Linked DNA regions of Homo sapiens: region 1 is linked to region 2. Evidence: chromatin contacts called from ENCODE Hi-C data. All regions are on one chromosome and are shown on one strand. Each heading gives the region's core, a stretch centred on a gene start or an enhancer-like site at or near the end of the contact. The rest is flanking DNA. Distances are from core to core; before and after follow the strand shown. Region 1 overlaps CDC42BPA (CDC42 binding protein kinase alpha). Region 2 overlaps LOC107985354 (a long non-coding RNA gene).

Region 1 (6,403 bases), core at 2,513-5,012, 300 kb before region 2:
GTATTCACATACTATACACTTTCCTCCTCTACTCCCACTTTGGGGTCAAGGATCTCTCTTCTTTACTTTTTATAGGACCCTGATTTTTATCTCTCCTTTCCCTGTAGTACTGTTATGGTACTGTCTGTGTACTACTGTTTAGGTGTGTTTTGCACAATGGACTGTGAGAATTTGGGGGGCAGGAACTTGTGGGGGCCAAGGGTCCAGCCCTTGTTATTGGTCCAACCTTTGGCTCTCTGAAAGTTTGCTGAAAAATGAACATGCACAAGGCAGATTAATAGGAGAAAAGGCATACAAATTTATTTAACATGTATCCGCGGGAACCTGTATGATGACCCCAAAATACAGGGGAAATTGCCCATTCTTATACTTAGGTTCAATAAAGTATAGACAGCTGTGTAGAAATGTGATTGGAGAAGAAAAAGGGTATGATCTAATGCTAACAGACTGAGTGGGGAAACCCAGCAAGGCCTGTGTGTCTAAAGTCTTCTTGGCCTCTCTGTGCAGCATTCCTTCCTTCCAGGTATGGGGCAGGACCCTCTCTGGAACGGGGGTGTGATGACCTACAATGAAACAGGTAAAATCTGATAGTTTTTTTGTTGTTGTTGTTTCTTTGTTTGAGACAGAGTCTCGCTGTGTCCCCCAGGCTGGAGTGCAGTGGCGTGGTCTTGGCTCACTGCAACCTCAGCCTCCCGGGTTCAAGCCTTCCTCATGCCTCAGCCACACGAGTAGCTGGGACTACAGGTGCCTGCCTAATTTTTTTGTATTTTCAGTAGAGATGGGGTTTCATCAAGTTGGCCAGGCTGGTCTCAAACTCCTAACTTTAAGTGATCCGCCTTCCTTGGCCTCCCAAAGTGCTGGGATTACAGGCATGAGCCACCGTGCCCAGCTATTTTTTTAAAGACAAGGTCTCATTCTGTCACCCAGGCTGGAGTGCAGTGGTGCAATCACAGCTCACTGCAGTCTTGACCAAGCTCCCATCTCAGCCTCCCAAGTAGCTGGGATCACAGGCATGCACCACTATCCCTGACTAATTAATTTTTTTTTTTTTTTTTTTTTTTTTTTGGTAGAGATAGGGTCTTCCTATGTTGCTCTGGCTGGTCTCAAACTCCTGGGCTCAAGTAATCTTCCCTCTGCAGCCTCCCAAAGTGCTGAGATTATAAGCATGAGCCACCATGGCTGGCAATAATTTCTTTGTAGCCAGTTTTTATACCAAAAGGCTGAGGGAAAACTAGAGTAATATTTTTAGGTTTTATGGCTGGCTTTGAGGAAAGGGAGTTCTAGTTTCTGTGACCTAGAGAAGAGGGATTCTAGTTTCTATGGCTTACCTTGGGGGAGAATGGGACTGAGAGACAGAGCAGGAGAAGGTCAAAGAAAAACTTCTGTGTCTAATGCAGCTGAGTCCTTCATTTTGGAGTATTGTTTTCTGAGCCCAACAAACTTTTTATTCAGCTTTGTGTTCTCAGCAGTTAGCATAATGTATAGCATATAGTAATGTGGTAAAAAAAAAAAAAAGCCTATTATTTTTCTGTTGAAATAATGAGGTCTTGAACTAGGCCAGGGGTAGTGGGAAGGGAGGGTGGGTGGGAGAAACATTCAAAAAAGTCAACTTTGGATGTTAGTGATAAGTTAAAGGTATGTAATTTATAGATGATGAGATTTGCAACTTGAGTGAGTTTGGTATACAGATTGTTGACTTCTTAAATTTAAGACATTTGCTGAACATGCTAGAGAGATGACCAGTAGGCAACTACAAATAAGGGTATAGATAGTAAGAGATAGGGATTTAGGAGTTGCCAGCATATTGGTATTAACTGAGGCTTTGGAATAGATAATATAAGTCAGGAAGGAGAGGAGATGTAAAAAAGGTGGAGTAGAGATCCTTGGGGAACAATATTTAACAGGTTACAGCAAAAGAAAGATTAGAGAAGTATATTAATTGTCAGCAGTGTCCAGTAATGAAGAAAGGGTAAAGCAGATGAGAATTGAGAACAATTTATTTGGAAATTAGACAGTTGTTATTGAACTTTGAGAGAATAGTTTCAGTCTAGTAGAGTGAAATAGAAATTAGATTGAAATAGGTGTTTGAAAGAGGTTGAGAAGCAAACAAATGATGAGCAAGTGGAAAAAGCAAGCATGTACTACTCTTTCAAAATGTGCTTTTTGGAGAAATGTGTTGTGGAAAGGGATGTGGTATCAGTTCCTTGAGGAAAAGGTAAAATGGGGGTGACGTTTTTGTTCATATTTTTGTTCTTGGATGGGGAATGGTCTTGGAAAAGTTTTTCAATTGATATCCAGGAGAAAGGGGGATTGAAAGCAGGAAAGAAATTTTTAATGGAATAAGGACAGGAAGGGAAGGAAGGAGAGGGTTTGGGATCAAGATGTCAAATGATACTGTTAGCCCTGAAAAGTGGTAGGGTTCAAAAGGAAAAGAGGTATGAAGCGCAAAAACATTTAGAGTTGGCATGAGGGAATGTAAAAGGTCTGTTATCTATAAAGTAGGCAACCAGGTCATTAATTGCTGGTGAAGAGTAGATAGGACAGGAATGGGATAGTTTGTGGTGGCAGGGTGGCACAGGACATTTTGGAAGATTAGTAAAGTTCTGTTGAGAGTGATAGAATTAATGTTAGGACTGCAGGTAGATTTGAGGGTTCAGCTGAGATTGAGCTATGGAAATAAAAAGCAATAATAAAAAGACAAAGTATATATATATTCTTATATATATTATTCCTTACATAATATATATTTCCTTATATATAACCTTATTTTATATATATCCATATATGTATGTGTGTGTGTGTGTGTATATATATATATATATATATATATATATAACATGACTTTTTTTCATTAAAGAGACTGAAGAAAAAAAGGGATTTGAAAAATTACTTGTAGTTGCTCATTAGGATATGTAAGGCAGTTACTTAAGGACAGCCAAATTTGCTCTACTGTCCTGATACTTGGAAGAATTAAAGAATGGGGTACAGGGCTGGGGAGTTGGTGGCAGCAGAGAGCAGTCCAGCAGTCTGTCAAGTCCTGCCTGGTCACAGGTCAGTGCCATTTAAACCTCCAGGATCAAGTCAGAGCACTTGACGCATGACTGATAATATTTGAGATTTAGTGTGAGGTGTCTTTTTAAATTTTTTTTTGGTGTGTTCTTGCTGTATGTGTGTACTGATTAAAATATGTAAAATAAAAGCAACAGGTTGCTGGTAATTAACTCTGTTATTTCAAGACAGAATTGATTTTGTATAGAAAGGTAGTATTGGCTGGATTATGAGCTTTACTGCTTATTCATTCCTGATGAAAATATCTCTGCTGGGCTTACATACCCTGTAGTGTTTATGAACTAGTAGGTTTAGAAATGAAGAGACCCTAGAGAGATAATCATTTCCTCCAAGATGTTTTGTCTTCTACCAGGAATTTGTCAATAGATATATAGGCCCAGTGGGTAGGCTCACCTCTGCATGAATATTTGATAGGAGCATTTCTATCAGTTATGCTCTTTCTTAAAAAAAAACATGAAAATAAACGCATCATTTATGTAACTCTTATAAGAAATGCATAAATCATGGGAAACAGTGAGCAAGATATAATTGAAATTCAGCAGCTCAGTGAGTTACGAACCTTCTCTCTACAACTCAATTGTGTTAGTTACTGCTTAACTTAACGCTGGGTTTTCCTTTTTGCTTTCAGGAAAACCTTTAACTTACGCCCTGGGTGTTGCCTGTCAACAGTTTCCTGGTGGCTCACCGCTTCTGCCTGCTCCAGCCTTGCTCCGGCAGCTTCAAGGCTTCTGGGCTTCAGAGCTTGTTGTGAAAGCTTGCTGCTTTGGCCTGCTACCCCTGCTTCAGGTGTCAAAAGCTTTTAATTAGCTTGCTTCCTCTAATTACTATAACTAGGCCCTTACGTGTCTGCATAATCCAGTTCTAGGGTCTGAAAGGAGAATTACCTTTAGCCATTCATTCTTCTTTAAAAGATCTTTTACTTTGGCCCTCCTGGCATTCATGGGAGAGTAAGAAGTTATATTGCATGATTCACCTTTGATGGTGCTAGTCTTCAGTCTGTAGGGGCAAACTGGTGTGGGCATACTGTATTTTATAGCCAGTGTTTGTTCTGATTGGTTGATGCCCATGCTGTCCCAATTTTAAAGTATTTTGACTATTGCTACTGAATATATAAATTGTGTCTCCATAGAAAGGATATCTCTAGCTGGTTTAATAAACTCTTTGTAGTGTTTTTAGTTTGCTTATTAAAGATAATATTTAGTTCCCTCCCCCATTTTTAATAAATATTTTGAACACAAATTGGTCGCTCACAGAACAGTTTTTAAAAATGCAGATACAGTGATTTCTATACATTTTGTAATGATCACCATTAACATGTGTCAATAGGTATCAGAATTATAGGTATGATGAATGGGAAGAGCTCTTCAGTACTTATATAACTATTCAGTACTTGGAGTAGTAAAGTATACTAGCTCTCTTATCAGACAGCCAGGTACATATTCTGGTTCTATTACTTATTAATTTTGTCACTATGAGTAAGTTAATTAACTTCTCCAAACATTAGTTTACTAATTTAAGTGGGGATTGTAGAATCTGCTTTAGATTGGTGTAAGGATTAAATGAGGGGTAATATATGTAATATGCTTAGCCCAGTGCTAGGCACAGAATAAGCTTTTTATAAATAAGAGTTATTTTTTGTTATTATTATTAATCATAAATGATAGTAGATGATATGTAGGGGAAATTAAAAGGTGAAAAAGACAATAAGTAATGAGCAGCAACAGACAAAAGATATTAAAGGCCAAGTTGTGAAGTCAGGACTTCGATGCCTGTTAAGAGAGCAGAGTGAGCTGGAATAAGCTGATAGATGTTTAATAAATCACAAAATACACAGTTGTATCTCTTTTGTCATAATACCTTATTTTTGAGTTTTAGTGTCAGTTTAGTTGTATACTTGCAGCTGAGAATATTGATGCTGTAAACTTTGCATGTATATACACCCACATAGATTACCAGTCATTCATCATTAATTCAGCTAATGTTTATTGAGTAGCTATAGATTCCCAATTACTAGGTGTGTACTAGTGAACAAATAGGAAAAAAAAATCCCTGCCCTCATTAGCTTATATTGTAGTGAATGAAGCAAACAATGAACAAAGTACTTAAATAGAATACATAGTTCATGAAATAATGACAACTAATGGTAAAGGGAAGCAAAGAAATGGGTTAGAAAATGTCAAGGGGTAAAGTGACATTTCATTGAAGGAGTGAGAGAGAAAGTTGTGTGGCTTCGTGGGGCTAGAATATTCCAGGCCTAGGGATCAACAAGTGCAAAGGCTAGTTGGGATTGAGTGTGGTGATCATTATAGCTGGAGCATAGTGAACCAGGGGGAGAGTAGCACGAGGTCAGGGAAGGTGGAGGGCCAGAACATGTTGGCCCTATAAGGCATAGTAAGGATTTTGACTTTTACTTGGAGACAGATGGGAAACCATTGGAAGCTGTGGAGCAGAGGAGTGTCATGATCTGAGCTACATTTCAAGAGGATCAACTGTGGCTTCAGTGTTGAGGATGGGTTGTGGGATGAGAGGGCAGAAGTAGTAGAGAGGTCAGGTAGGACAATCCAGGCAAGATTTTCTTTTTTTTCTTTTCTTTTTTTTTTTGAGACAGAGTCTCACTCACTTCAGCCCGGGCTGAAGTGCAGTGGCGTGATCTTGGCTCACCACACCTCCGTCTCCCGGGTTCAAGCAATTCTCCTGCCTCAGCCTCCCTAGTAGCTGGGACTACAGGCGCCCGCCACCACACCCAGCCAATTTTTGTATTTTTAGTAGAGATGGGGTTTCATTATGTTGGCCAGACTGGTCTCGAACTCCTGACCTCAGGTGATCCACCCACCTCGGCTTCCCAAAGTGCTGGGATTACAGACATGAGCCATGTAATAGTAGCTTGGAATGGGTTGGAACAGAGGAGATATGGTGAATGAATTCTTGCTATATGCAGGAAGACTAGATTTATAGAACTCCGTGGCAACTGTTTCTGTATTCTACAACCTGTAACTTAAGAATGAACATAAAATACTGTTACAGCATTCTGTAACTGCAATTTGTAACTAGTTTGTAGCTTCAAATGATAATACATTGTGTTTAAGAACTGATTTGTATACATTTGTCACTTAGTGATTATTTCTGTAGTGTTTACAGAAATAATTCTTGAATTATTATTACAGGTTTTCTAACATCATGTTTTTACTATGAAGTCTTTCAAGACATTGCTAGTGTTTTTAAAAATATATCTTTGTTCTGTGTTAAACTATAGTCTTGCAGTTCATACTAAATGTACTTTTAATTTTGATCAAGCTAAACAAGAAAGGACATTTTAACAGACTACACTGTTATA
Region 2 (6,147 bases), core at 1,172-3,671:
TAGACATTGGGAATGTTTATCACCCATTCTCCTCCCCATTGTGTAGTCACCATCAATTTGAGTGGCATTGGTCTCACCCAGCTCTAGGGGTGGTGCCCTCTATTAGTTTGTTCTCACGCTGCTAACCGAGACTGGGTAATTTATAAAGGAAAGAGTTTTAATGCACTCACAGTTCCACATGGCTGCAAAGGCCTCACAATTATGGTGGAAGGCCAATGAGAAGCAGTCATGTCTTACATGAGGGCAGGCAAAAGAGCTTGTGCAGAACTCCCCTTTATAAAACTATCAGATCTCAAGAGGTGAACAGTACGGGAAAGACCCGCCCCCATGATTCAGTTACCTCCCACCAGGTTCCTCCCATGACATGTGAGAATTATGGGAGCTACAATTCAAGAAGAGATTTGGGTGGGGTCTTAGTGATTAACATTGGGCTCCTTGTTACTTGTGCAAATTTCTGCAGCTGGCTTGAATTTCTCCCCAGAAAATGGGTTTTTCTTTTCTATGGAATCACCAGGCTGCAAATTTTCCGAACTTTTATGCTCTGCTTCCTCTCGATCACTTTGCCACTTAGAAATTTTTTCTGCCAGATATACCCCAGATCATTTCTCTCAAGTTCAAAGTTCCACATATCTCTATGGCAGGGACAAAATGCCACCAGCCACTTTGCATAGCAACAGTGACCTTTACTCCAGTTCCCAACACGTTCCTCATTTCCATCTGAGACCACCTCAGCCTAGATGTTACTTGTCCATATCACTATCAGCATTTTGGTCAAAGCTATTCAACAAGTCTCTAGGAAGTTCCAAGCCCTCCAAACTGTTCCAACCTCTGCCTGTTACTCAGTTCCAAAGTCGCTTCCACATTTTTGGGTATCTTTACAGCAGCACCCCACTACTGGTACCAATTTACCATATTAGTCTGTTCTCATGCTGCTACTAAAGACATACCCGAGACTGGGTAATTTATAAAGGAAAGAGGTTTAATTGATTCACAGCTCCACACGGCGTGGGAGGCCTCACAATCATGGCAGAAGGAGAATGAGGAGCAAAGTCATGTCTTACACAGTGGCAGGCAAGAGAGTTTGTGCAGAGGAACTCCCGTTTATAAAACCATCAGCTCTCATGAGACTTATTCACTGTCACAAGAACAGCATGGAAAAGACCCTCTCCATGATTCAATTACCTCCCACCAGTTCCCTCCCATGACACGTGGGATGGGAGCTACAACTCAAGATGAGATTTGGGTGGGGACACAACCAAACCATATCATGCCCCCGATATAAGTCAATCCCAATCCACTTGACAAGATGATAGGTTTTTGAATCTCAGCCAGTCAGCACATGGCACGCCCTCAATGACTGGTCCTGGGGTGGTCCAATCAGAAGGAAGCTCAGGACTTCTATGCAACGGCTGTAGGAAACAATAGCTCCTCTCTCCTTAGACGAGTTGTTGTTGGCTGAGTTGCTGTTCACAGACATCTTGCAACTGTGAATAAGCCAGCCCGAAAAGGAATCTGGCCACAACAGGGCAAGGCAGACAGAATTAGAAATGGAACTGGAGCCCTGATTAAAGCTTATTAGAAGGCTGCCCTAACACTTAACTTTTCAGCCATGTGAACTAATATGTCCTCTTCATGGCTTCTTTAAATACAAGCAAAGGCATCCTAACCAGTGCATTGGGAGTCCAGCATTATGGTCAGCATTGTGGGTTCATACATTGCACATGCACACGTGTGAACACACTTGTACACACACACACACACGACCTGAATCTTACTAGAGAGGGGAAAAACACAGACCTCCAATTCCTGGGATAGTTGCAACATTGACTTTACAAAATTGCACACTGTAAGGCTTTTGGTAACGATTACCAATGCATGAAACTAATGTCTTTGGATCATTTTTCATTGATTTCTGTATTAAAAATGATTTTGTAAGTTTAACCTGAATTCTTAAGAAAATCTCAAACTCTGGCAAGTGGCAATTAATTATAAAAAGTTTTTTCTTTAAAAAACTAATATATTGTCACCTCTTTATTAGTATTTAAAGTAATAAAACCCATTTTTATCTTAATGTGAAGTTTGTATTTTCAACATTGTCCTTAGAAGGTGAAATGAGGTTCTAATAACTGGAATACGATATTGACTTTTCTTGACTGGTTCCATGCCTTGACCTTATTTACAACTTTGTTTCAAAATTTTCCAACCTGTTTGTTTACTTGCTGCTTTGGCAAGCCTGAGTTTTTTCTCTAGAGGCCTAGCTCCTTATAAGCTTGGACTAAGTCTTGTGCCTCTTTCATAACCCATGTCCTCCCCATGCCATGCTGAGTGCAAGAGCTTACCAAGAGCTGGTGTACAGCCCATGGAAATTTCCATAGCAGCTGCTCAGCCCCAGTACCCCCTCCCCATCTGGGACCTGGCCTGCAAGTCCTACCAGCCCAAGGACACTGGGCCTGGCTCTGGGTCAGGCTCTAGGTCTATTTATGCCTTTTTATCTCAGGCTTTGTGCTTTGGCACTCTGCACTCAGGAAACCTCCTCCTGTCCTCACCAGTCAACACACAAACACACGTCCTTATCTGGACAAGAGGAGAACAGTGGGTCAGATCCACAAACTCTTTCTCCATGGCTGCCCAGATGTCCCCAGTGTCTCACCACCTTTCGTTTATTCTTCTGGTTAGAGGAGTAAGTCTTTTATGGGAACAAAGATTCAGGCCTTCTGCCATCAGACAAAATATCTTTATGACCACTGACGAACTTACTAATGAACATATTTCTCAAATGCTTCCCCTTGTTTGGAAAAAGCTATCTCCAAGGTGGTAGGAACCTCACTCCCCCAAAATGTTCCCCTGAGCTCAGCTCTTTGACAGAACCAGTCTCTGATAAACCCAACAGCCCCTGCAGGAGCTGCGGAGGGAAGAGCTGAGCCCTTGAGGGCCCAGGAGCACCTGGTACCTGAGGAGAGGGGGTGAGGAGCTACCCTGCTCACTGCACTCTCTTCCCAGGCAAGGACTGAGGACACAAGGAATAGGAGCCAGATAACCTGAGAACAGAGCAAAACATCCCTGAGGCACACTGTGTAATCTCTCTGGCCTCAGTGTTTTAAGGGGCCAAATTCCTGACCTATCTACTTAATTCCTTATTTTATTTTATGATAGTAGTAGCAGTAGTATTTTACTGGCCGTGTTTATTATGTAATTTGGATGTCAGCGGGAGCTTCCCTAGATAAGACTGGATGAAACTTCTATTCTCCACCCTTTGGAAGTCTAAATTCCTCCTCAAAAGTCTGGCCAGTTCTCAGGAGGGAGGCCAGGGCAGAAGGCGGGCAGAGACTCACATTTACAGTCATCGCTGGTTCTCAGCCTCTGCAAGTGGAGAATTCAGCTTGTGGGCTGTCTCACCATCTGTGTGCTGTCCCTGTCCAGCCTGGCACCAACCCCTCAGGGGAGTGGAGGAGATCTACTCAACAACTTCAAATGAAATATTGGACACCAGTGTTCTCAAAAGCTCTTGAGCCATCCGGTCCCATTAGGATTTTAGGCTAGCTCCCCTTACAGAGTGATCCAGCTGGCTCCTCATCTTCCCATCTCTCCTCTTTACCCCTTCCCTTTTATATTGCTTCCAGAACTCCAAATCCTTCCCCATTTATTCTGTAGAGTCATCTATTTCTCTACCATTCCTTCTGCCAAACTCAGCCATTCAAACCCACCAAGTTGCAGAGAAGGATGTTCCATTCGGCAAGATCTACCTTCATTACGTACCAGACAACTGTGGTTATGAATGGTTTTTTCTCAATTGTATTAAAATCTGAAATACAATTTCTGCCAAATTCTTGCCAAAATGACAATTCCATTTCTCAGAAAGCAGAGAAAATGATAAAGAGAAGCACCATTTTGGATCTAATTATGTACCGCTAGGGGAACCTGTTGGTCAGATGAGAGTGAGAGAAAGCTCCCTGTCATCCAGGAGCCTGGGACAGCTGGACTCTGTACCAAGAGTTAGGAAGAAGAATCCCAAGGTATTTGGAGAAAAATTACGCATGCTTGATCCCATGATCCAAGACAAAGGAAAGATAGCTCAAGCAGAAGCAACGAGGTTATAATTGCAAATGAGCCCAGAGTGGGCAAAGAGAAAACAGGTCCACAATCCAACACAACTGTCGGGGAGTGAGTGGTTCAGCAGGTGCTCCTCCTCCGCACTACTGCTCCACAAAAGCTCTGGTCTCTTCATCATGCCACTTCCAAGGTCGCCCTGGGTGTCGTCTCCACTCCATGCGGGGGTCTTAATGGCCAGGCCGGCAGAGGCACACATCACTTCTGCCCACGCTTCACTGGCTGGCCCTCAATGACATAGCCACAGCTGGCTGCAGGGGAGTCTGGGAGATGTCCCCCAGCTGTGTGCCTGGGAAGTAGAGGAGAGCATGAGTTTTGCCCAGCGCTGATATTCTCTGCCACACACTCCTGTGGTTTCCCTTATTAAAGAGAATTACGGTCAGGGTGGAAAGTTGAAGAGCACTATTGGAAAGAGAAATTGAAGCTCCAAGCACAGGAGGAGGCAGTAAGAAAGCACCCTGCTGCCTCAGAACAACTCAGGTCTTCTGACCTGTAAATGTCATATTCAAGGCTACTGAGGGAGCTCACAGATCAGGAGACTTCATTTTTAAGAAACCTTCATGAACAGAAATATTGCTGGAAGACTGACGAGGCAGGCAATGTCTTCCTGATTTTCAAAAAGGCTAAGAAATTAGAATCTAAAAAGTATATTAAGGTGAGCTTGACATTAATATGGGATGAGTGGCTAAAAGAGAGGATGAAATGGGTGGCCTTGAATATTCAGAAGGGAAAGAATTGGCCACTAAGAGCCAGCATGTGGTCCAGGATAACCTTATTTCCTCTTTCAGAAGAGTTAGCCTCAACAATGTTCATATTCTTAGTTTTAATAATACACCTTCAGGAAGTTATTTTGTACAAGAAGATATTCAGCACAGTTTTATTTGTAATAGCAAAAACTTAGATACAAGCTGAAAGTACAGCAACAGGGGAATTGCTATGCAAATTATTAACCATTGATACAGCCTTCAAGATTGTTTTCAAAGAGTATTTAATAATGTAAGAAATACTTATAAAAATTCTTAAAATTTTTAAAATATAAAGAAAATATAAAAAGCAGAAATTAAAAACAGGACTACCATATGATCCAGCAATTCCGCTACTATAATATATACACATACAAAGAAAATGAAATCAGTATGTCCAAGAGATATCGGCACTCCCACATTCATTACAGCATTATTCACAATGGCCAAAAATGGAATCAACTTAGGTGTTCATCAGTGCATGAATGGATAAAGAAACTGTGGTATATACACACAATGGAATACTATTCAGCCTTAGAAAAGAAGGAAATCCTGTCATTTCCAACAACATGGATGAACCTGGAGGCATTATATTAAGTGAAATAAGCCAGGCACAGAAAGACAGACACTGCATGATCTTACTTACACGTGGAATCTGAAAAAGTTGAACTGGTATGGGAGGCTGAGGCAGGAGAATCGCTTGAACCCGGGAGGCAGAGGCCACAGTGAGCCAAATCGCACCATTGCACTCCAGCCTGGGCAACAAGAGTGAGACGCCATCTCAGAAAAAAAACAAAAAACAAACAAACGAGAAAACACATTAAATTCGTAGAAGCGGAGTGCAGAGTGGTGGGTGCCAGGGACTGGGAGGCAAGGGTTGGAAAGGTGTTAGTAAAAGGATACAAGATTTCAGTTAGATAAGCGGGATGAGTTCAAGAGATCTATTGTACCACATGGTGTTGTGGACAAAAAGAGTCAGACTCTGTAAAATATTTGAAGAGATTTATCCTGAGCCAAATATGAGTGACCAATGACCCAAGACACAGCCCTCAGGAGACCCTCAGAACATGTCCCCAGGGTGGTCGGGGCACAACCTTCTTTATACATTTTAGAGACATGAGACATAAAAATGTAAGATATACATTGCTTCAGTCCAGAAAGGTGGGACAATTTGAAGTGAGGGGAATTCTAGGTTCTATGTAGATTTAAAACTTTTGATTGGCAATTGGTTGAAAGAGTTATTATGAATAGAAAGGAATGTCTGGATTATGATAAGGGGTTGTGGAGACCAAAGTTT

Evidence for each region. A loop is a pair of places that touch in the nucleus more often than their neighbours do. Pooled maps may share reads with other maps.
Region 1: a map of K562 shows a loop between it and region 2 (2.2-fold over the local background). The contact joins two enhancer-like sites. A Hi-C loop is called at or near these places in 2 of 168 maps with a recorded cell type or tissue (K562 and heart right ventricle), 13 of 37 single-sample maps with no recorded cell type and 9 of 50 pooled maps.

The regions. Positions count from the first base shown.
Region 1 is chr1:227,216,715-227,223,117 of GRCh38, reverse strand. The region is part of intron 2 of CDC42BPA (CDC42 binding protein kinase alpha); the gene reads left to right. Among named protein-coding and RNA genes, the nearest start is that of CDC42BPA, 99 kb to the left of the region's middle. Within about 2 kb of position 3,762, at least 3 of the 41 ENCODE cell types and tissues checked have a DNase peak (open chromatin) inside an H3K27ac peak, as active enhancers do.
Region 2 is chr1:226,917,010-226,923,156 of GRCh38, reverse strand. It overlaps LOC107985354 (a long non-coding RNA gene), which reads right to left. Exons shown (of 3, transcript XR_001738506.2): 2 at 5,497-6,147; 3 at 959-4,396. Among named protein-coding and RNA genes, the nearest start is that of COQ8A, 20 kb to the left of the region's middle. Within about 2 kb of position 2,421, at least 9 of the 41 ENCODE cell types and tissues checked have a DNase peak (open chromatin) inside an H3K27ac peak, as active enhancers do.